2 separate regions of the Homo sapiens genome follow, and region 1 is linked to region 2. A link is an interaction called in ENCODE POLR2A ChIA-PET data of the cell type or tissue named here. Cell type or tissue: B cell. All regions are shown on one strand. Each heading gives the region's core, and the rest is flanking DNA. Links, peaks and the distances in the headings are about the cores only. Region 1 has its middle 9.7 kb from the start of TGM6. Region 2 holds the start of LOC105372503 (a long non-coding RNA gene).

The links. ChIA-PET counts read pairs that join two places held together with the same protein. Peaks named below come from ENCODE experiments on the same cell type or tissue, not always from the same donor. Only the 100,000 strongest peaks of a DNase experiment are listed, where the experiment ranks them.
Region 1: POLR2A ChIA-PET joins it to region 2 with 8 read pairs; 4 of 35 experiments call an interaction of 5 or more read pairs at or near these places.

The regions. Positions count from the first base shown.
Region 1 is chr20:2,362,709-2,379,772 of GRCh38, forward strand. No RefSeq gene overlaps it. Among named protein-coding and RNA genes, the nearest start is that of TGM6, 9.7 kb to the right of the region's middle. In B cell, for the core only: no CTCF peak of the experiment used is centred there; no DNase peak of the experiment used is centred there; H3K27me3 peaks cover 1,757 bases.
Region 2 is chr20:2,298,070-2,306,069 of GRCh38, forward strand. The region is part of intron 1 of TGM3 (transglutaminase 3); the gene reads left to right. It overlaps LOC105372503 (a long non-coding RNA gene), which reads right to left and starts at 3,448. Exons shown (of 3, transcript XR_937203.3): 1 at 3,239-3,448. RefSeq lists an enhancer at 3,377-3,556. In B cell, for the core only: a CTCF peak has its summit at 2,044; a DNase peak (open chromatin) is centred at 3,342; H3K4me3 peaks cover 400 bases; H3K27ac peaks cover 1,732 bases; H3K27me3 peaks cover 588 bases.

The DNA of each region.
Region 1 (17,064 bases), core at 4,050-12,049, 69 kb after region 2:
GCCCACTTTTTCTTAGCATCATACTAAGCAATAATATCTATCTTTTATGAGAAGCCAGACCCAGCTCTGAACTGACACCAGGCCTCATTCTCCAAGTGGACCACCCGTCATATTCCTCATGAGTCTTTCAAAAACATGCAAAGAAAAAATGAAATAAAAATAAAGTTCACTTTTTTCTTTCTTTAGAAACAGGGTCTCACTCTGTTGCCCAGGCTGGAGTGCAGTAGCACCATCATAGCTCATTGTAACCTTGAACTCCTGGGCTCAAGCAGTCCTCTCGCCTCAGCCTCCCAAGTAGTTGGGACTACAGGCACTCACCACCGCACCTGTCTAATTTAAAAAAAAAAAATTTTTTTTAGAGACAGGGCCTCACTATGCTGCACATTGCTTGACCTCCTGGTCTCAAGTGATCTTCCCACCTCAGCCTCCCAAAGCGCTGGGATTATAGGTGTGAGCCACCATGCCTGGCCCCGAAGTTCACTTTTTCTAATCAGCTTACTAAAAGGTGAAACGAGAAAATGTTTTTCCCCCTTTTAAAGAAAGTATTTTTATTTTTACTTTTTATTAATGACTTACACACTTACTAGGCCTGCCCTTAGCAATTGCCAGGCTGGGGCAGGAGTAGAAACGGAGTTTTATGAATTTGGTATGCAAATATTTAAAAGTCATAAGTCATGTTAATAAGCTGCTAAAAAATATGCATTGTCTACTCCAGCCTTGACAAATATGTATATTCAAAATGACCTAGAAGACTCAGTGTAAATTTTAGACAGCTCCAATTTTGTTTCATAAATAATAGTGTAGAAAAAGCTCCCTACCCCTGGCCCTAGATCATCTCTATCTTCCTCCCCACCTGTGGCTCTGTGCCACCCTTCAGAGTATAAAATGACACCTTGGGACTCCCAGTTTAAACAACATATCATAGACTTGATCACCCCACTTGTCCCCACTGAGTACAACAATAAGCCCCAGAAATAACTCAAGAGGCAACAAAAGGAGAACTCTGAGAGGTGGTAAGAAGAAGATGAACTGGTTAGAGATCCCAGGACTGGAGGAACAACACAGCAGCCAAGCATCTTACAGCTCACACCCAACAGAGGAAGGTTACCCAGCCCCAGCCCCAGTATAGCAACTGAAGGTGGCTCGGGTTTCTGCAGGAAGTAAAAAAGAAAGCACTACCCCAGTTTTGTTTGTTTGTTTGTTTGTTTTTTACTGCTTTTCTCTGGTTTTTCTCTTAGGATAATACTAGCCTCTGACTTGTCATGCATATCAATAGTTTGTTCCTCTTTGTAGCTCCATAGAGAAACACAGTATAGATGTACCATGGTTTAACAATTCATCCGCCGAAGGACTGGCTGTTTTCAGCATTGGAGTATTAAGAATAAAGTTGCTATAGACATTCATATACAGGTTTTAGTGTGAACATAAGTTTTCATCTCTCTAGGTTAAATGCCAGTGAGGACAATTGCTGAGTCACACGGAAATTGCATGTTTAGTTTTGTAAGAAGCTGCCAACCTGTTTCCAGAGACGCTGTATTATTTTATATTCTCACTGGAAATGTATGACTGATCCTGGTTCTCTGCATCCTGGCCAACATTTGGAACAAACTATTAATACATACAACAATTGGAAGAATCTCATGGGAGTTACACTGTGTAGGAAAAAATGTTAACCCTAAAATGTTACATACTATATGTTTCTATTTATATAACATTCTTGAAATGACAAAAATTATAGAAATGAAGAACAGCGTAGTGGTTGCCAGTAGGACAGAGGGAGTGTAGGACAGAAGTTGATGAAGTTGATGTGGTTATAAAAGAACACAAGAGGCCGGGCGCGGTGGCTCACGCCTGTAATCCCAGCACTTTGGGAGGCTGAGGTGGACGGATCATGAGGTCAGGAGATCGAGACCATCCTGGCTAACACGGTGAAACCCCATCTCTACTAAAAATAGAAAAAATTAGCCTGGTGGGGTGGCAAGCACCTGTAGTCCCAGCTACTAGGGAGGCTGAGGCAGGAGAATGGTGTGAACCCAGGAGGCAGAGCTTGCAGTGAGCTGAGATCACACCACTGCTTTCCAGCCTGGGCAACAGAGTGAGACTCTGTCTCAAAAAAAAAAAAAAAGAACATAAGAGATCCTTTTAGTGATGGGGTTGTTTTATACATTGGCTGTGGTGGTGGATACACAAACCTACACATGTGATAATATTTGCATACAAATAAACACACACACATCAGTAGGAGTAAAAACTAGGGAAATGTGCATAAGGTTGACGGGTTGTATCAATGTTAATTTCAACGTGATACTGTACTGTCGTTTTACAAGGTGTCACCATTGGGAGAAACTGGGTAAACAGTAACCTGGGATTTTTCTGTGTTATTTCTCACAACTGCATGTGAATCTACAATTACCCCAAAACTGAAAGTTTAACTTTAAAAAGACACCTCAGCCAACATGTTCAAGTGCTATCGGTACCATCACAAATAGCTGCCCTGGTCCATTTCTCAGATCTGGAGGTACACACAGCAGTGTTCAGTCCACCAACAAGAGGACTAGCCTGGGAAAGAGACCAGTTCACAATTTACATGCAGGCGCAGAGCTGTTTGATCAGGGTATTCAGTGGTCCCTGACATGGTCTAGACAGAAGATGGGGTCACAGGCTCCATGTGGACATGGCCCATTGTCCCCACAGGCTCCTGACCCTATAGGGAAGGATATGGTGTATGGCCCAGGTCTAAGTACAAGTCAAATATCTCTACAAGGTTGGCATGGAAAACATCACCCATCCACTTTTTTTTCCTCCAGTTGCCCCCTCTCCAGTAGCTACTTCTTTCCCTTTCTACGGGAGGCAGAATTCTAAGATGCTCACCATGAGGGTTAATATCATGTGGCAACTTGACTGGACCATGGAGTTCTCAGATATTTGGTCAAATATTGTTCTAGGTGTTTCTGTGAGGGTGTTTTGGGTGAGATTAATATTTAAATTGGTAGACTGAGTAAAGCAGATGGCCCTCTCTAATGTGGGTGGCCCTTATCCAATCAGGTGAAGTCCAGAATAGGACAAAAAGGCTGACTCTCCCCTGAACAAGAGGGAATTCCTCCTGCCTGCCTGACTTCGAATTTGGACATCAGCTTTTCCCTTCTTTCAGACTCAAACTGAAACATCAGCTCTTCCTGATTCTTGAGCCTGCTGGGCTTCAGAGTAGAACTATACCGTTGGCTGTCCTGGGTCTCCAGCTTGCTGACTCACCCCGCATATCTTAGCACCTGTCAGCCTCCATCATCACATGAGCCAATTCCTTATAATAAATAAATAAATAAATAAATAAAATCAATTGGCTCTGTTTTTCTTGAGAACCCTGACTAATATAACCACCAATGACCCTTGTCCTTATAAAATGCCCTCCCTTTTGAGTGTGGATAGAAACTATGAGTATGATATCACTCCCATGACTATGTCACATTTATGGCCAAAGGAAAAGTATTCTAGGTAGGCCACATATAATCAGGTGAGCCCTTTGAAAGCAAAGAGTTTTCTCTGTCTGGTTGCAGAAGAGGAAATCAGAGAGACCTGCTTCAGCTGGCCTGGAAGAAAGCCTGTATGAGCCACTTGGCAAGTGACTATGGGTAGCTTCTAGGACCTGAGAGCAGTCCTTAGCTGACAGCTAGCAAAAAAACAAAGACCTCAGTCCTAGAACTTCCGGTTTCTCCCAACAATCTGCATGAGCGTGGAAGAGGACCCCAAGCCTCAGATGAGAAGCGGCCCTGGGTAGCAGCCTGGTTTCAGCCATGTGAGAACATCAGCAGAGAATCCAATTAAATAGCTTAGACCTTCCAAAACTGTGGAATAGTAAATGCATGGGGTGTTTTTGTTTTGTTTTTCAGAAAGAGTCTTATTTCACATAGACAAGGTCATGATTTCTGGATATTCTTCCTCATGCTGCAGAATACAGACTTGTCCTATTTAGTTGATAACTCAAGTTAAAAGGACCCAGGACATTTTCAAAAGACACCACTAATAAGCACACCCCTTCCTCCACTCTTAGGGTTTTTTTGTTTGTTTATTTGTTTTGTTTTTAAAGAAGAACGGCCGGGCATGATAGCTCACGCTCAGCATTTTGGGAGGCTGACGTGGGTGGATCGCCTGAGGTCAGGAGTTCAAGACTAGCCTGGCCAACATAGTGAAACCCCATCTGTACTAAAAATACAAAAAATTGGCTGGGCGTGGTGGTGGGTGCCTGTAATCCCAGCTACTCGGGAGGCTGAGTCAGGAGAATCGCTTGAACCCAGGAGGCGAAGGGTGCAGTGAGCCAAGATTGCGCCATTGCACTCCAGCCTGGGCAACAAGAGCGAAACTCCATCTCAAAAAAAGAAAAAGGCGCGTATTACTCCATTTTTTGGAATGGTATAAATTGAAGAGAAAGAATAGAATTGCCTAAATAAATTTAAAAAAGTAAATAAGGTTATAATTCTACCTCATGGTATAATTCTACCTCATTAGTGGAGTGCTGCACACACTAACCCAGAATAATACTGGGCAATTAGATTACATGTTTTATTAATTGAGGTGAAATTCACATAACATAAAATTAACCACTTTAAAGTGAACAATTCAGTGGGATTTAGGACAATTCAGTGGCATTTGTGCAAATGGTGACTTCCATACAGTTCTAAAACATTTTCATCACCCTAAACAGGCACCTTATACCCATAAAGCAACTCCTCCTCATTCCTCACCTCCAACCCAGCCCTTGGCAACCATCGGCTTTCCGTATCATTTTACCTATTCTGGGCATCTCATATAAAAGGAATCAGACAATATATGACTTTTTGTCTGTCTTCTTTCACTTCGTATAATGTTTTCAAGGTTTAGTACAATTGTTTTCAAGGCTTATCTATGTTGTAAGATGTTATCAGTACTTTGTCTCACTTTTCGGCTGAGTAATGCTCCATGCATATTCCACCGTTTATCCATTCATCTGAGGATGGGCATTTGGGTTGCTTCTGCCTTTCAGCTATTGTAAATGCTACTACCATAACCATGCCTGCACATGTGCTTATTGGAAATTTTACTTCTTTTGAGTGTATACTTGCAAGTGGAATTTCTGGGTTTTTTGATAATTCTGTTGAACTTTTGAGAAACAATGACTTTTTTCATAGATGTTCTTTTAAGCTGCTAAGTTTGTGGGAATTTGCTACACAAAGTTACAAGATAAATTCAACTTTTTTACCTAATTATTTTTAAATTTACCTTCATACCTCTAAATAACATGCTCTGAGGAAAATAATTGCTACTTCTTGATTTGCCAGAAAAATAGTGACAACTGTCCCTATGGCAAATAAGAGCTTACCCCTCTCATATTCCTACCACCATCATGCCAAGTATAGCCTTCCCATCTCCCATCCTCCCAGTACTGTTAAGTCATAACATTGGTTACTTTACTATCAGGTGCTTACCTTATTAAGCTTTGTAAATTCACAGTTGATCCATGTAGTAAAATCATGTTTACTTTTCCTTTCCTCAGTAACATTTTGCTTTCCCTTCCCTGGAGTTAATGATTCAAAGTCTAGCCTTTATATTGGCTTAGTTTTCTATACACCCACTACTATTTCAATCCCAAACATTCACTAATTTTTTAAATAGCCTCTCAAGACTTTTAGACACACCAGGTATTCTATCAGATTTGACATCCTGAGGAAGTTTTGCTTGGAGTCTTCTGATCTGTTGTGCCCTGGACTGATTGGTTTTTATACCAAATTCCCAGCTGATGTTCTGGGGCCTCCCTTCAGCATCGCCCTGGAATCTGTCTCCTAAGCTGGATCTATTGTTTCATGTAGCAAATATATTTTCTTCTTACCTGGCTTATTCCTTTAATGTTGCAGGATATCCTCCAGTTGTCAGCTGTCATCCTGGGTCTCCCTTCAGCATCACCCTGGAACTTGTATCCTAAGTTGGTTCTATTGTTTCATGTAGCAAACATATTTTCTTCTTACCTAGCTTACTCCTTCTTTGTTGCAGGATATCCTCCAACAGCTTCTCAAGAAAGGGCCCTTAAAGGCAGATCTTTTGAGACCTTGCATGTCTAAAATGCATTTTATCTTCACACTTGGCTTATAGTTTGGCTGGGTATAGAATCCTACAATGGAAATGATTTTCCCTTGGAATTTTCTGCACTCTAGTGTTATTGTTGGGAAAACCAAAGTCACCTCAAATCCCAATCGTTTGTACCTGATCTGTTGTTTTCCTCTGGAAGCCCATAGGATCTTCTCTGTGTCTCCAGTAGGCTGTAATTTCACAGGGCTTGGTAAGTGCCCATTTTCATCCATCACCCATTATGCTTGACATTCAGTGACTCCTTTCAATTTGAAAAGTCATGTCCTTTGTTTCTGAAAATTTGTCTTAAAATATTTTATTGATAATTTCCTCCCTTTTGGCTGACACACTACCCCTCCCCCCACCCTGCCCACCCCATCCCTCCCTTGCTGGCTCTTATTCTATCTCTGTCTCTCATTTTTTCTAAAACTCCTGTTGCTCTAATATCTGACCTTGTGGATTGGCCTTCTGATTGTCTTTTTCTCTCTTGGACATCCTTGGTTTTCTTTTTAAACAACTTGCTGAGCCATAGCTTCAACTTTATTCTCTTATCTGTATACTTTGAGATTTTTTTTGTTTCCACTATCATATTTGTAAATTTCTAGAGCTTTTTATGGTTTGGATGTTTCTTTTTTGTATCATATCCCGCTCTTGTTTTATGGTTGCAATATTTTTTCACAGCTCTGAAAACATCAAGAATAGTTTATTTTCCTGAATGTTCTTCTCCTCAAATAGGCTGATCCCTCTGAGCTTCTTATTTTAGTATGTTTATTTTTTTTCCTTTCTCTTTCATGTTAGAAATTTTCTTTAGATGTCTGGCAAATCTTTTCTGCTGATATTTAAAAGTAGGGGCTAAAAAAACTGATTGGGACTGGGTGTGGTGGCTCACGCCTATAATTCCAATGCCTTGGGAAGCTGAGGCAGGATTGCTTGAGGCTAAATTTAAGACCAGCCTGGCAACATAGTGGGACCCCCATCTTTACAAAAAATTTTAAAATTAGCCGGGTGTGGTGGTGCATGTCTGTGGTCCCAGCTCTTCAGGAGGCTGAGGTGGGAGGATCACTTGAGCCCAGGAAGGTCGAGGTGAGAGTGAGCTGAGATGGCGCCACTGCACTCCAGCCTGGGCAACAGAGTGAGACCCTTTCTCAAACATCAACAAGCAAACAAATAAAAAACTGGAAGTTCTGAGTGTGTGCTTGAGGGTGTCCTTGTAGGGTGACTACACAGGGCTGTGGAGCTGAGGAAACTCTCATGTCAGTATCTTTAAGTCTTTCCTTTGGAGCTGACGGAATCGTGAGCACTGTTTCCTCCTGGCTGCGGCATCATGGTGGAGCACGTGGGCAGGTGGAGGTGGGTGGGCCAGCGTCTCAGCATCCAGTAGACAAATGTCCCTTGAATACCCCATTTTCAGCATAGACCCTAGACCTCAGCTGAGCTTGTTGTGCTTCAGCCCAGAGACCCTCTCTTTTACTCTCACTGAAGAACAAAGCCACAGACTTTTGTTGGGCCAGGGAAGGGGCAGTGATTCAGCTCACAGAATGTGGAGGGGACCTGGGACCCACTACTTCATAAATAAGCTCTCAGCCAATTCTTATTTTCTTACACAAACCCCTCCATCCCAAGCTCCATCTACAGAGGTATCTGTCAAATTCCAGAGCTTTTCAGCTTGCTGCAAAGGAAGATTGGGTTGGTTTTCACCACTGCCTGGATTTCTCGTTGCCAGGTGAGAATTAGCTTTTTTTTTTTTTTTTTTTTTTTTTCAGATCTGCTCATTATTTGCCTGTCTTCCCCCTGCTTTTGAGCTTTCAAGGTTTTGCTGTTGTTAACTTCTCTCTGATTCTTCCGAAGTCCTTCTTGCCGTACTGGTGAGGCTTCAGGAACTGACTGCAGGTGTTCACGCCAATATCTATGCCGGGAAGCCCTTTTACTCCTCTGTTCTGCAAAGCTCTCAGTAAGGCATTTTTGTGTTTTAGGGGGCGGCATTCATGTCTGGCTTTCTGTAGTGACTGGCCTGAGGATGAGCCAGGCTGTACTGGCCAGGACACAGTCAGAGCTGGAAGATTATCACTCCTAACCATTTCATCTTTTCCTTCCTTGTTCATCTCCCTTGAGAGTTTGAAACATTCTTTAAACACAGGAAAGACTGGGGATTTGATTGTAAGCATACTTTTTTCAACTGATTTCCTTAAAAAACACTTAGAATTTACAAGAAGAACATCATTCTCCCAACAGAATTAAATTACTTTCATTCTTTTTCCCGGGAAAGTTTTGCTGGAAATGTCCTCTCCTAGCTCTGAGCTAACACAACTCTCTGTTAATGTATTTCTTAGGAATCATCCACTTCAATGGGCTGCCACTTTTGTGTATTTGTTTTTCTTTCTTATAGATAATGAGTTCCTTTAAGGCTAGAAACTGTGTCTTATTCATTTTTAATCCTTCCCTCTTCCCCACCATTATCATCTGAAATAAATGAATGAATGAAAAGATTCTGAGCAAGGTAATGCCTGGTAGCAGGATCAGGTCTAACTCCTCACTCTTCCACAATGCCTCACCCACATAGACACTAACATAGGCTTGGTGGTTGGCCAAATGAAGTGCAGAATCTTGAACAAAGTGATAACTGGAGCAGCAAAGCCAGAGCATGGCAACCTCCTTGTATTTCTGCCATGTCCATCCCTGCCCATTGTAGCGCTAGCACCATGGTTAAGACTATAGATACTAAACTCAGACTCTCTGGGTTCAATTTTTGACTCCATTCATTATCAACTTTGTGAACTTGAGAAGTATGCATATTCTTTCTGAGCCTCAGTTTTCCCTTCAGAAAAGTGGGAACAACACTGGTGCTTAGTAGTAGGTAAAATGCAAATTAGAGCAGCTCCTGACACGCAGAAAGTGCACAGTAAATGGTAGCACTGCAGTTCTCCAATGGGTAATGAAAAGATGACTTTATTTTTATCACTGATCTAATCTTTATGAGCCCTGGTCCTGCTGGGTTCCAGAAAAAAACACGTTTTTAAACTTGGGTTAATCATACCTTAGACTCTTCCAGTCCAAGCGGTCTTGTAATTATAATCCAGCCCCTGCCGCGTAAGTGCTTAATCTCTCAGACTCCTCCTCCTTCTGTTCTCCTCCAGGATTGCATCTAGGGAGCCTGGAATGGGGGCTTCTGTGAGGGAGGTTGGGACCCACATGTTCTCTGTTTACAGACTTGTCTGCTTTCGCCTGGTCCTTTATTGGTGACAGTTGATGTGTGTCTGATCACAACTGGCCTTCTGGATGTGGTGCTGGCTCCCAGCACTGGAGGCTGTGGTCCCTGCCCTGTGCCTCCAGCTGAGAAGTCCTCACTTTCCATGGCTTCTGTCCCAACTCCAGGCTACTGCTGGTCAACAAGTCCTTTCAGCGTCTTCATTCCCCTCCCTTGACCATATGGGAACTTCTGGATCCCTGCCTGCCGTGGACAGGAGGCTTGTTTCAGGCCTACCTCTCAAGCTCCTCTGTCTGCAAAAATGCATTTATAAAAGGATAAAGGAGGACCCGCAGAATCATCAGGAGCACTCAGCTTCCAGGAATAAGATCCAGAACCTCAGAACCGGCTTGACGAGGAAATAGAAGCTGCTACCAACGCTCCTGCCCCTGTTCTGCCAATGCTCCTCTGGGGCAGGAACTCATCCTGCAGCTACTAGTAAACCATGATCCCCATGGAAGCTGGTCTCTGCCACCATTCATGCCAACAGACCTGCCTCCTGCAGGTAATCCATGCCATCCAATTGCACACTTCTGAGCTGGAGTCTTGCTTGCCTGGGTTTGATCTGATGAGTGCATGTGGCAGGCCTGCATCCTACCTACCAGGGAGGCTGGGCTTTGAGTTTTCTGTGTTCTGGCTTTGGATGGTGTGACTATTGAGGCTGGAAATTTGCAAAATACAGCAAAGGCATTCAAAAGGGTCTGCAAGCCGTGTGCAGTGGCATACGCCTGTAGTCCCAGCTACTCAGGAGGCTGACACGGAAGGATCTTTTGAGCCCAGGAGTTTGAGTCCAGCCTGGGAAACATAGCATAGACCTTGTTTCTTAAAAAAAAAAAAAATTAATAACAATAAAAAGAACTGGACAGCTAGAAAACATGATGCTACATGAAGCAAAAACCCTTTTTTCATTTTATTATGAAAATTTTCAAACATAGAGCAAAGTTAAAAGAATTTAATAGTGAACACCATATGCCCCTCACCTAGGATTCTACCATTAACATTTTACTATGCTTATTTTATCACTCTTCCATCCATCCTTTCGTCCATCCACACATCCATCCAACCAGAAATTTTTGGTGCATTTCAAAGTCAATTGCAGACATTGGTACACTTCCTTCTGAATACTTCAGCATGCCTATGGTTAACTAGAGTTTGAAATTTGTTTACAGTTTTTTTCTTGGTGTTAAATTCACATATAATGAGATGTACAAATCTAAAGTGTACATTTGCTGCATTTTAATAAATGCCTATGTAATCAATATTCCAATCAAAATATAGAAAAAATGATCACTCCAGAAACTCCCCTCATGCCCCTTTCCAATCTCTGTCTCTAACCACCCCCAAAGGCAACCACTGTTCTGATGTTTTTCCTACCATAGGTTGGTTGGCAAAAGCCCTCTAATTTTGGCTTTTTCCTGAAACTATGGAAATTTGCCCCAGAAAGCTGAAATCAGATAGAAAATCTGCCTGCTTCTCCTTCCTTGGTCTCACTTCTCTTCCCCATACTCAACACAGGTGGGCTCCCCTCAGTGCCCTGGTAGAAAGGATTTCCCTGAAATGGTGTATCCAGGCCAGGTACAGTGGTTCATGCCTGTAATCCCAACAAATGGGGAGACCAAGGCAGGAGGACCACTTGAGGCCAAGAGTTTGAGACAAGCCTGGGCAACACAGTGCGAGACCCTGCCTCCACAAAACATAAAATAAAGTAAAAATTAGCCAGACATAGTGGCACATGCCTGTACTCCCAGCTACTCAGAAGGCTGGGGTGGGAGAATCACTTGAGCCCAGGAGATCCAGGCTACAATGAGCTATGATTCATTAAGCCTGGATCCTGATAGTTAATGGAAACTTAAAGAGTTTACTAAACGCTTTCTTGGCAAAGCCTAGCTTTAAAAACAACATTGTCTTATGAAGGACAAAACAAAACAAAACAGAAACCAAAAAACCTGATAGGGCAGTCAGTGCTAGATGATGACCCATTATAATTAGTCTCCTCTGCCCTGTCCCGGAAGCACAGAGACTCTTGGCTTCAGTGGGTGGGGAACCTCAGGTCAACATAATTTACCAGAAATATGACTGAAAATATTTCAAAAACACTATCCTCATCACAGAGTGAGTGAGCCGAACTGAACCAAGGGGAGGATCTAGAATCAGATGACATCGAGAAGTTGATAGCAAAAGTGTTAGAACCGCTGACATCTCAATAGGTTCCACAGTGATTCTCCCTTTAATGAGCATGAAGAAGTATTTGCTGAATGAGTTTTGACAGGAATTAATGAATGCAGAATGGAAGAAATGAATGAAGAGGGGATCATAAGTGAGGTGATTCCTGAGCATCCAAAGCAGTGACACAGTGAGATCTGAAGTCTTTGCAGCTTCAGAGCCGCTCGTAGGTGCTAACAATGTGTGATGTATGGAAAGACAGACGAGGCCACAATAGGACACAGGTGACAGGGATGAGGCCACCTCTTACCTCCAGGCTTGCCACACAGCTCTGGCCCACATAAGGTGGGCAAGGACAAGGTCTGCTGATGACAGTACTAGAGCATCTTGCCTTCCAACTGGGTGAGCACCTCCCTGCAAGAGCATGAACGCCAGCTGCCTATCACCTATGTCACCGGCTACAGGCATGGTCCTAAGGATGAGGTGATGTAGAGGTGAGTTAGAGCTTCACAGTCTTTTATTAGTTGCCCGATGACTTTGCCCAAGGGTGAGAGGGAGCAGTATCATCTTCCATTTTATAGCCAGGTAAACAGAGGCCCAGAGAGGGGAAGGGACACCCTGCTGCCCGACCAGTCCAGGTCTAGCTGTGATAGGTTGTTCTAACTCATTGTCTTGTGAGGATGAATTCCCAAAACAACACAGGTGACTCCCAGCCAGAGTGCACAGGGGATCCTGTGTCCAGCTGGTTGCTTGGCCCTTGGAACTCACCCATGGGCGGTACCAGGTCTGTGGTTGCTGGACCCACGGGGCTCTGGATATGGGGGTTCCAAGCAGCAGAGAGGCCTGGGGTGCCACCCACAGGGCACAGCTGCTCTGGATTTTTCTGGCCCTCAGCCTCATCTTTACTTGAGTCCACAGCCTCAGGCTCCCTCCCCTGTGATTTGGGTCAGTCTGAAGTTTTCTCTTAAGGGACAGACCTGGAATCCTAGAGGGGAAGTGCACTCTAGGCCAGCAGTTCTCAATCTTTTGGGGCTCAAGACCCCTTTACACTTTTAAAAATTATTGAGATGCCAAAGAGCACTTGCTTATGTGGGTTATATCTATAGTTTTTTTTTTACTGATTTGGAAGCTAACAATGAGAAACTTACAAAAATGTATGCATTAATTCACTTAGAAACTAAAAAACCTATTGCATCTTAACACATACAACATGTATTTATGAAAAATAACTGTACTTTCCAAGAACAAAAATAACATTAGTATGAGTGGCATTGTTTTAGATATAAATTTTTTTTTGCAAATTTCTTTAACTAAATGGCAGGCTTAACAGAGAACAGCTGGATTCTCATAGCTGCTTTTGTATTCAATTTTTTAAACATTATATATCATGAAGCCTCTGGAAAATTCCACTGTACATTCAGGGCTAGGGAGATGCTTTGAGTCCTGAAAAAAATCATGGTGCCCTTCCAATCCATATAATTAAAACAAAAGTAAACTTGAAATTAAGTAAACACAACACAGTTTTTATTTTCCCAAGGTGAGTCCTTTGATTTTTTTTTTTTAATGTTAAAATATTTTTTAAAATTCAGGCCAGGCACGGTGGCTCAAGCCTGTTATCCCAGCACTTTGGGCAGATCACTTGAGGCCAGGAGTTTGAGACCAACCTGGCCAACAGAGCGAAACCTCGTCTCTACTAAAAATACAAAAAATTAGCTGGACGTGGTGGTGCACACCTGTAATCCCAGCTACTCAGGAGGCTGAGGCAGGAGAATCAAACTGCTTGAACCCAGGAGGCAGAGGTTGCAGTGAGCCAAGATCACACCACTGCACTCCAGCCTGGGAGAAAACAAGACCCTGCCTCAAAAAAAAAAAAAAAACTGCTTGGTATCCACACTTTACTGGTGTCTTAAGCATGTGAACAACTCATCACAGATCAAAGGGGAGGGGCCCTGCCCAGGCATCTGTGCTTGGCTCCCTGGAGAAAGCCTCTCTTCCATCCTCACTCCCCATCAAGAGACCCTTATTTCTCTGAACTCCTCCCCAAAGGACAGGGTGCTTTAGCACGACCTCCTCTTCACTGGATTTAGGGCATGGTGCTGGGGAGCAGATGGGAGGACAGAGAGACCTGAATCCCTCAAGACATCCTCATCAAGGAGGCTGTGGTGGGAAGGAAACAAGCCACTGCAGTGTGAGGCTCGTGGACGGACAGACAGAGGGACAGATGATGGACATGCCCAGGAGCTCCAAGCAGTCAAGACCCCTGGAGACTATGGCAATCAGGCTTCCTGGAAGGACGTGGAGCTGGAATTCAGTTTTTAGGACGGGAAAAAGGGGCAAAATGAATGAGAAATTTTTATTCTTTCCCCTGACTTTAAAGATAATACAGATTTGTATAGAAAAGTAAAGCAATACAGAAAATAAAAAGAAGAAAGTAAAAATAATTACAACTAATATTTGTTGGGTGTGTGCCAGGCAGTGTTCTAAGTGCTTTACATATATTCACATTTAATTTTTACAACAACCCTTTGAGGTAGGCACTACTTTTATCCCCACATTACACATAAGAAAACTGAGGCCTAGAAAGGTTAACTTATTTGCCAATAGAGAACTAAGTGATGAAGCTGAAATTTGACCAAGGCAGTTTGACTCCAGAGCCAAGATCTGAGGCAACCATCTAAACACAGGTAACCCATCTAAACATTCATACATTGAGCATCTACTACATGCCAGGAACCTACTAAACTTTAGATTCATGACTCTGACTGTTGGCTGTGGTCTCCTACTTGAGCACATAGGATAGAAGAACATGATTTCTGGAAGTAGCTTGTTCAGCATCTTCATGCCATGGTGGACTTGGGGGTATTCTGGGGGGGTGCTGCTGAGCCTGTGTGAGGCCAAGTATTCATGAAGAGCAACAAAGAGACTTGGGATAAATTAAGATGGTACTGCTGGCCAAGCGTGGTGGCTCCTGCCTGTAATCCTAGCACTTTGGGAGGCCAAGGTGGTCAGATCACTTTAGGTCAGGAGTTCGAGACCAGCCTGGCCAACATGGTGAAACCCCATCTCTACTAAAAATACAAAAACTAGCTGGGCATGGTGGCACGTGCCTGTAATCCCAGCTACCCGGGAGGCTGAGGCAGGAGAATCGTTTGAACCGGGGAGACAGAGGTTGCAGTGAGTCGAGATCGCACCACCGCACTCCAGCCTGGGGAACAAGAGTGAAACACCATCTCAAAAAAAAAAAAAAATGTATTGCAAAAGGCATTGGAGGCCACCATAAAGAGTTTGAACTTAGGACCTTGTTGGGAGTGAGAAGCCACAGGGCCTTTGGAATGAGGAGTGCCACAGAATAAAAATGGTGGTTTGAGGATACGTATGTATCTAGAGGGAAATTTGGCAAAATATATCATAATTTTGCTTGTTTATTTGTTTTTAGAGACAGAGTCTTGCTACGTTGCCCAGGCTGGACCCAAACTGGGCTCGCTGTATCTTTCCACCTCAGCCTCCCAAGTAGCTGGGACTACAGGTGCACACCACCATGCCTGGCTTGTTATTTTAAATAATAATAATAATAATGTTTTTGAAAGGTAGTATATACCCACAGTCAAACATTTCTAAGAGTTCAAAAATTAGGTTTCTCCCTGACTTCTCGTTTCTACCACCTCCTTTTATTTTCCACCTTACTTTTTGTTTTTAATTAGGCAATGTATCTAGGAGACTGTTTCATATCCACGTGCATCAGTCTGCCTCCACTTTTTAAATAGCTACATAGTATTTTATTACATGGATAGATCATAATTTATCCCATTAATGAAGACAGGAGAGTTTTCACTCTTTCTGTTATAATTAATGTTGCAATAAATATCCTCGTACTTAAATCTTTCCACACTTTTGGATCCATCTGTCGGACAAATTCCTGCACATGGAATTGCTGTCTTGAAGAATGGCTCCTCTCAACAATTTCACTTGGCAGAAATTGTCCCATCATAGAAGCACACAAAAATACATGCAAACAATTAAATTTCTTTATAAGGGCAAAAAAGTGGAAATGACCTAAATTCTTATAAATTTAAGAAGGGTTAGTAAAATTATGTAAATTCACACAAGAGATGACATTAATAATGACAGTGCATAGCTATATTCTATGATTTGAAAAGCTGTCATCTCAGCACTTTGGGAGGCCAAGGCGGGTGGATCACGAGGTCAGGAGATTGAGACCATCCTGGCCATGGTGAAACTCCATCTCTACTAAAAGTAAATTAAAAAAAAAAATTAGCTGAGCATGGTGGCGGGTGCCTGTAGTCCCAGCTACTTGGGAGGCTGAAGCAGAAGCAAGGTGAGAACCCGGGAGGTGGAGCTTGCAGTGAGCTGAGATCGAGCCACTGCACTCCAGCCTGGGCAACAGAACAAGACTCCGTCTCAAAAAAAGAAAAGAAAAGAGAGCACCATGTTTGGTCAAGCAAAAAGGACGGGTTACAAAACAGCTTCTGTGTATGATGCGATTCATGTAAATTTGTTGCCATGTGTATACAGCCGTATGCATGTATACTTTCTTCACTCCCTGTATTGCTTGAATTTTGTACCTGAGTATGTATTATCTCTATAGCCAGAAGAACAATTAAATTGCTTTTAAAGCATCTGATTATTCCCCAGGCACAGATTTTAATTTGTGAAGCACCCACTTTATGCCTGGCATTGGGGTACCCTGAGCCGCCCAAGGCTTTGGCTCCCGTCTGTCATCTCTAGCCTGATCATCAGAATCAGAGAATGTTGGAACTGGTAACACTTAGTTCACACCCGTATTTTACAGATGAAGGCAATAAGGCCCAGAGAAGGTAAGTGACCTGCTGAAGGTCACACAGCCAGTTTGGCCCAGAGATAACAGAACCCAGGACTCTACTGCCAGGCTATGATGCTCACTTCTAAACTGAGTATGGGCCGGGTGCAGTGGCTCTCACTTGTAATCTCGCACTTTGGGAGGCTGAGGTGGGCAGATCACCTGAGGTCAGGAGTTTGAGACCAGCCTGGCCAACATGGCGAAACTGTCTCTACTTAAAATACACAAAAAATTAGCCGGGCATGGTGGCACACGCCTGTAGTCCCAGCTACTCAGGAGGCTGAGGCAGGAGAATTGCTTGAACCCGGGAAGTAGAGGTTGCACCGAGCTGAGATCGTGCCGCTGCACTTCACCCTAGGTGACAGAGCGAGACCCTGTCTCAAAAAAAAAAAACGAGGAGTATGAATTATTATTTGGGGTCTCGAGCAGTGGGGCAGGCAGTGATTTTGATGCCCTGTCTTCTGGGAGCTCCCGTCCAAGCAAGCCCAGGATGAAAGATAAAAGGGCCCTGAATAAGACCATCATTAGTGGGGAGGAGCCTGACCCTGCATAGGCAGAAAAGCAGCTTCAGCAGGGCCCAGGGTCTACAGGGCAGCAGCCTGCAGGGTGTTGAGGAAGGAGCTGCCCTGGGCTGCTGCCAGATGTCAGTAATTATAAGGCTATGTGGGTCTGCAGACAGCTCATTAAAGACGCTTGATCTGCGTGAAACCAGGAAGCAGAACTC
Region 2 (8,000 bases), core at 1-8,000:
TGCAGGGCAGAGGGAACAGGAAAATAAATGTCAGTGTGAGCAGGTGTGACCCAGGGGACTATCGGGATGACAGGTGTGCTGCTTTGAGAGGACTCTGTGTCCAGCTCCTAATTTAAGGTTCTTGTTGCAATCAGAAGGGGTTCCATTATTCCACCCCTTGGTGGAGAAGGCAGCCTGGGCTGTGGCTGGAAATGAAGGTAGTGGAGGAAGGCCTGGCAGTGATCCGCACCAAGTGGCCTGGCATCCCCAGAGTGGGTGGGAGAGCAGTTTGTGAGCACAGAGGAGGGCCCCAGTGTGGAGGGGAGGCAAGATTCCCCATCCCCAAAGCCACTTGGAAGCCCTGGGTTAGTGGCAGAGTTCTCAGGGTACACACCTGAACCACAGGCTTCTGCCTGCAAATGACCAGAACCTCTGTTTTGGGGACTAATGGCTCTGTCCCTCTGGGGCAGTGAGCTTTCTTGCCAACTACTTTTCCAGGCAGAGCACTGGCCTTGGCTTCAGGGACTTCCCATCTCAAGGCCTCATTTCCTCCACCCCCAAAGGACCTGTACCATTCCCAGCGTCTGGGTCTACCACCAAACCGTTCTCCTTGGAGCTGGGACACCAGTCGCCCCTCCTCCCATGGAAGCGGTCAGGAATTGCTCTTGGGTTCTGGCCTCCTTCTCTTCTGTAAATCTTCTAGGTGCTTCCTGGACCCTCCTCATATTTTTGTGTCTGGCACTGGGACCAAGGCAATATCTACTCTCTCTCTCTCTGAAAAGGAGATGGCCCCTCTGGGCTCAGAGTCTTGTGACTCCAGCTGCTCATTGTTTGAAATGAGGACCAGCTGCCTCCTGTCTGCCCGGCTCCATGGCCTTCTTCCACCTGGGACAGCGGCTACTCCCTGTTCCTTAGAGACAGCCCATGAGCAGCTTCATTCCACCGGGAATGACAGCTGCCCGTATTTCAGCGTTTGTTCCTGTAGGATTCCTTACAGGATAGCTGATGGGTTAAGAGTGCAGGTTCAGAGGTGCTCTCTGGATCAAGGCTCCACTCTGCCCCTTACGAGAAGAGTGGTCTTGGGCAGGTCACTTAACTTGTGTGTCTCAGTTTCCTCATCTCCAAAATGGGGTTATTGCAGTATCCACCTCATGGGTGCTTACGATTACCTGGAAATTTTTTCATGAGCCTGTTTTCTCCTTGTCTTGGGGGGACTTAAGAAAAACCCTATGAGAGGAATTACATTTTCTAATCAGGGGCGATTCCCAGGGGACCCTCTCCATTAAGCGCCTCAGCACAAGTCCTCCCCACTCCCGCTTCATCCATTCCCAAGTCCAAAGTCCTCATGCCTGAGCACTCCCCTTGTTCACCTCAAGTAACTTCATGCGGCTCCACCCCGCAGGGCTGTCTCTGCAGATGGAGCAATCATTCTCCTCCCCAGGGCCCACGTGCCAGGCTGGGGTGTGTGCTGAAGTTAGGAAATCTCGCTTAGCAGTGGAGGGCACAAGGCCCTAGGATCTTGGTAGGAGCTGAGAGATGGGAGTCAGAAGGAGTCAGCCTTCCCCTCCCTCAGCCTGATTTTCCTTATTTGTAAAAAGAGGACAGCGACTCCTCCCCTGCCTCCTTCCTATAGCTGCCGGGTGGCTCTGGTCAGGTAATTTATGTGAAGGAGCTTTTATAAGTGTAGATGATAAACGGGCCTAAGGTAGTGAGGTCTCAGTCCCTGCTGCACATTAGAATCACCAGGAAAGCTTTAAAGAAAATGCTGGCCGGGTGCAATGGCTCACGCCTGTAATCCCAGCACATTGGGAGGTCAAGGCGGGTAGATTATCTGAGGTCAGGAGTTCGAGACCAGCCTGGCCAATACGACAAAATCTCATCTACTAAAAATACAAAAATTAGTGGGACATGCTGGCACGCACTTGTAGTCCCAGCTACTTGGGAGGCTGAGGTTACAGTGAGGCAAGAGAACTGCTTGAACCCAGGAGGCAGGGGTTGCAGTGAGCTGAGATCACACCACTACACTCCAGCTTGGGCAACAGAGAGAGACTCCATTTAAAAAAAAAATAAAGAAAGAAAGGAAGAAAGAAAGGAATGGAGGGAGGGAGGGAAGGAAGGAAGGAAAAGAAAGAGAAAGAGAAAGAAATAGAAAGAGAAAGAAAGAAAGAGAAGAAAGAAAGAAAGAAAAAAAGAAAGAAAGAAAGAAAAGAGAGGAGAAGAGAAGAGAAGAAAAGAAAGAAAATGCCAGTGTCATCCCTAACCAAAGATTCTAATTGAATTTGCCTGGGATGGGTCTCAGACCAATAGAACATTCCAGGTGATTCTTCTGGGCAGCTGGGGTTGAGAGCCTCTGGTCTCAGAGATTCTAAACTCTCTCTTAGGAAGAGAAGTCCTTCTGTCCTCTCCTTTTGCCCTGACCATAGGGTGTCTAGGCAGGGAGTAGGCTGTGGATGGCCCCTCCAGGACCTGTGTCTAAGTCATTGCTGCCTTGGTTGGCTACAGGGCGGCAGCTTGGGGTCATATCTGGTCAGGCAAAATTGACTTTCAGTCTGGGCTTGAGTCCAGCCTCTGCCTGAGTGTTTGATATTGAGTAAGTGACTTCACCTGACTGGACTTCCAAAGCCCTCATCTGTGAAATGGGGACAGCAACACCATTTTGATAGTCAGTATTTCGTGACTATTAAAAAACATAACGCAGGTGAAATGCTTAGCTCAGTGTCTGACACATAAGAGGTCCTCAATAGCAGCCCATTAAAAGCTCAAAGCCTCTTCTGCTCTTGGGTTGTTTTTGCCATTACATATGGGATCCCAACAGTATTAGTTTCCCCCAATCTCTGGGGGCCCCGGTGCTAGTGATGGGTATATGTTGAATCCCAACAATAACCCTAAGAGAGAAGATGTTCCAGGTCTCACTGTCCCTCTTCTACAGGTGAGAAAAGTACAATTCAGAGACATTGAGACCCTTGCTCAGGGCCTCTCACCGGTTCAGGCACCAATCTGGGGCTCATTTCTCTTCATCCTCACCAGCCCCTTACTCTCCCTGAATGCCAAGAAATTGTGCCACCTGTGCTGCACAGAGCTTGAAAATGTCATGATATGTGGGGGAAGTTAAAAGGAAATGACACAGGCTAGAAAGAGAGAAAGGAGAGAGAGATGGGTGCTGAGCAGGAAAGCACGTGTGTCCTTGGAGCCAGAGGAGGGGCCAGCCAGGAGCTAAAGATGTTCCCAGTGTCTAGGGGTGGGAAGTGGGATGACTCACAGCCTGTCGGTGACCAGGATCTGAGACCCGGCTTCTGGGCTAAGATCTGCTTCAACTCCGTGACTTCCCCTTTCATGAAGGGGAGATGGCTTCCCATTTCAGGGCCTCAGCTTTCTGACCTGTCATGTGGGCATACTAGATTACATCACTGTTTTTCAAGCTGCCAGTTGCCATCCATTAGCAGGTTGTGAAATCAGTTTAGTGGACTGTGACCAGCCATTAAGAAAAAAAAAAAAAGCAGAAGAGAAAATATCAGAGTATATTGATACATAGTAAGCATTAGCCGTGTGAAACCTTGTGTCAGTTCCAGATCCATGTATGTAAAGACTATTAGATAGATTTCTTGATTTGGCTTCTCTCAATAGAGCTTAAAAACCACTCAGCTAGATACTTTTTAGCATTTTTTTTTTTGAGACGGAGTCTCCCTCTGTCGCCCAGGCAGGAGTGCAGTGGTGAGATCTCAGCCCACTGCAACCTCCACCTCCCCAGTTCAAGCCATTCTCCTGCCTCAGCCTACCAAGTAGCTGGAACTACAGGCATGTGTCACCACGTCCGGCTAATTTTTGTATTTTTAGTAGAGACAGGGTTTTGCCATGTTGGCCAGGCTGGTCTTGAACTCCTGACCTCAGGTGATCTTCCTGCCTCGGCCTCCCAAAGTGTTGGGATTACAGGTGTGAGCCACCGTGCCCAGCCACTTTTTAGCATTTCTGTCAGCCCTCATTAACTCTAGACTTCTGTAAAATAAAAATGCATCTATGTCTAGAGAAAAGGTGTGGGAAGTAGAGTCTGGTTGGGGGCTAGGGATAGTCCCAGCCACTAGAGTAGCATCACTCCATGTTGGGCCCCCTGTCAGCCCCTCTGTGGTGTGGTCCTCCCTGGAACAGGAGATGGGAGCCCCATCACACACCCAGCGACCAAGTCATTCTCACCCGTGTGCTGCAGGTGATTCAATTATACAGCCAGGCTGACAAGGATTGAGACGGCTGACTAGCAACTTCCCTTTCACAGTCTGGAGTCTTTCTCTGTGCTTTTCATGTGAAAGAGGGACCACAGAATAAATGGGCAGGGGTTATATTAACATATTTGTGATTATGTTTGGCTGTGATTAACAGTGAACCCCCCCAAAAAACAATAGCTTAGAAAAATAAGACAGAAGCTTATTTCTTCCTTACACGAAAGGCCTGGAACCAGGCAGTTCTGGGCAGGCCAGGTGGTGGCACCATCCTCAGGCCCTAGCTCTGTCCAGTCTCCTCTCCACCATCGCTAGGGTACGTATGGCCCTGCATGGTCTAAGATGTCCGCTAGAGGCTTGTCCCTGTCACACCCACACTCCAGACAGCAGAATGGAAGAAGAGGAAGAAAACAGGCAAAGGGCATTTGCCAACTGTTTATATAAAGAGGTTTTCTAAAAAAAAAAAAAAATTTAAAACAGGTATTCAAACAAATATTACCATGTGCACATTCATAGCAGCACTACTCACAGTAGCTAAAATGTAGGGACAACCCAGATGTCCATCAGCTGATGAATGCATCGACAAAACATGGAATATTCATATAATAGACTCTCATTCAGCCATAAGAAAAGAATGAGCTACTGATGCATCCTCCAACATGACCGAACCTTGAAAACATTATGCTAAGTAAAATAAGTCAGACCCAAATCACATATTGTGTGGTTCCATTTGTTAATTTATGAAATGCCCAGAATAGGGCCGAGCGAGGTGGCTCACGACTGTAATCCCAGCACTTTGGAGGCTGAGGTGGGCGGATCATTTGAGGTCGGGAGTTCGACAACAGGATGGCCAACATGGCGAAACCCTGTCTCTATTAAAAATACAAAAAAATTAGCCGGGCGTGGTGGTGCATGCCTGTAATCCCAGCTACTCAGGAGGCTGAGGCAGGAGAATCACTTGAACCCGGAAGGCGGAGGTTGCAGTGAGCCAAGATCGTACCTCTGCACTCCAGCCTGGGCGACAGAGGGAGACTCCATCTCAAAAAAAAAGAAAAGAAAAAAAAGAAAAAGAAATGCCCAGAATAGGCAAATCCACAGAGACAGAAAGAGTTGGGGTTGGCAGGGGCTGGGGATAGGCGGAAATGGGGAGTTCCTGCTAATGGAGTTGGGGGATTCTTTGAGGAGTGATGAAAAAGCTCTGCCACTAGATAGTGGAGATAATTGCATATTGTGAGTGTACTAAATGCCCCTGAATTGTACATTTTAAAATGGTTTAAATGGCAATTTTTATGTTGTGAATTTTACCTCGATTTTTTAAAAGAGAGAGTTCCTGGAAGTTAATACCTGTAACTTCTGCCAAAAGCTTTTGGCCTAAATTTACCCCATGGCCACCGAGCCAGAGTGGAGCCTGGGAAAGTAGTGCCTGCACATATGGGGGATTTCATTACCAGGAAAGAAGGAACGAGTGAACGTTGGGATAGATATTTATCTGGCAGTCCACCACATTAGAATTGCTGCTGGCACTGATGTTCTCAGGAAAAAAAATCTGGGAAATTGCCCCAGGCCTGACACTGGAGTTAAGCATTAACTCAGGGAGGTGGCACGGAATCAGAGTTTGGAGATGTCACACTGTGGGCAAACCACCTCTCTGGCCTCCATGTGCTCACATCTGGAATAAAGGTTAGGAGTATGTGATTGTTCTCTAAGGTTTTTCCCGCTGATGTCTTTTAAGTGTGTACGTTGATGAGTCAGTTATAAGAATCATGCGACTCCTGTCTCTTCTTCTCCTCCCTTCACCCAGACTGTGCAGAAGACATAAGGTGCAGAAGACAGCCCTGAGGCTCGTAAATATACAAAAAGCTGTAAACCTGAGAACCTTAGACAGCTGAGTACCTTCCCCTCCTCTCCTTTCCTACACATTCTGACAGGGTGGGCTGTGATGAGTGACATGTCAAGGGCTTTGGGATTGGGGAGACAGGATCATTGGATCCTTGAATTGGGGGCTGGCAGAGCAATCCTAGGGTTAAGGGACAGGACGATGACTGAGGGAGGCAGCCAGTGAAGGGTTCAGAACCACACTGGAAGCTTGATGAGCACGCTCTCAGCTGGCAGCCCCTACTCAGGGATGCGGGGCAGGCTGTCCCCTTTGTCCAGCTCCCCTGAAGACGGCTCTTTTGGAAGAGATGTTTTCCTTCCAGGAGCTCGCTCTCTCCCCTCTGTCGGAATCCAAATGCTAGCAGGTGGACGATGCAGCATGAGGGCCCCTCACCACTTAGGGCACCTTCTGGACTCAAAATCCTGCATGAGACCCTCTTCCAGAAGGAGGTTTCGGGACCACAGTGACAGGGTAGAGTCAGTAAGTCCTGGTGAAAAGGAAACACCATTTTTTCTTCCAGACTACTCTTAATACTTCTTAACCGCCAAATGTGTGGGGTTTGTTCTCATACCAAGCGATTTGCAGTGGACACCCACCGGGTGTCCTACCCTTCAACTCAATTCTCACACTGTTTGGAGTTAGCACACAGCCTACAGGGAGTGCACACACCCCTCAGTCCCACAACACTGCCCCCACTTCAGATGCCAGTGCTTCAGAAGTTGTCACCTGTGCTTCTGACTGACCAGATTTAAATCGGGAGTTCCCACCAGCCCATTCTCAGGTTTGAAGATTTGCTAGAACAGCTCACAGGACTCAGGAAAACAGACGACCAGCTTATGGTAAAAGGATACAACTCAGAAGCAGCCAGATGGAAAAGATGCCTGAGACAAGGTGTGGGGAGGGGCACAGAGCCCCCATGCCCCCCTCCCAGCACTTCCATGAGTTCAGCCTGGAAGCTCCTCAGGCCCCATCCTTTGGGGTTTGGGTTTTTATGAAGACTTCATTTATAGGCATGATTCATTAAGTCATCAGTCATTGGTGATGAAATCAACCTCCAGTCCCTCTCCCCTCTGTGGACGTGGGTAGTGGGCATAAGGCTGAAAGTCCCAAGTCTCTAGTCACTGGTTGGTTCCCCTGGCAACCAGCTCCCATCCTGAGGCTATCCAGGAGCTGCCAGTACCAGTCATCTCATTAGCATACAAGAAGTCACTCATCATTTTGGAGGTTCCAAGGCTTTCAGGAACTTTGTGCCAAGAAAAAGCAGAGATCAAATACGTGTTTCTCATTATGCCACACCTGGGTTCAGGATCCTGGCTCTGCCAATTTCCAGGTATGTGACCTCAGTTAAACTACCTGGTCTCTCTGAGCCTTTGTTCCTCATTGTAAGATTTCACTGACCACATACATAACATGTTCTGTGGACTGCGCATAGCAGTTGGCATAAAGAAGGCTGATGACAAAAGTGAGCCCCACTTTTCCTCCTCCTCCAGCTCGGAGCAGTCTCGCACATCCCACAGCCACCCTAACAGGGAGCAAGGCTCGTTGGTGCTGCCGGGGCTCACGCTTGGTGTCAGAAAAGGCAGAGATGATGAGTGCAAATGCGAGCTCTGGAGCCTGCAGTCCTCCACTGTGGAGTGGGGTGACAACGACCAAGGCACCTGGTTTCTCTACACCTTGGCTTCCTTGTCTGTAAAACAGGACGTCTACAAGTGCCTGCCTTATGGAGTTAATGAGCTAATGCACGTAAACACTTTGAAAGATGGCTGGCACACAAATGCCCAGTAAACTTCAACTAATAGTATGATCACCACCACCACAGTCACCCCAGGTCTGACCTAGTGTGGCGTGCAAAATACCCCTCATATTCTTCCTGCAGGTTTCCCTGTTGGGAGGCACCCTGGAGCTCAGTTTTTTCTTTTTCATCCTCTCTAGGG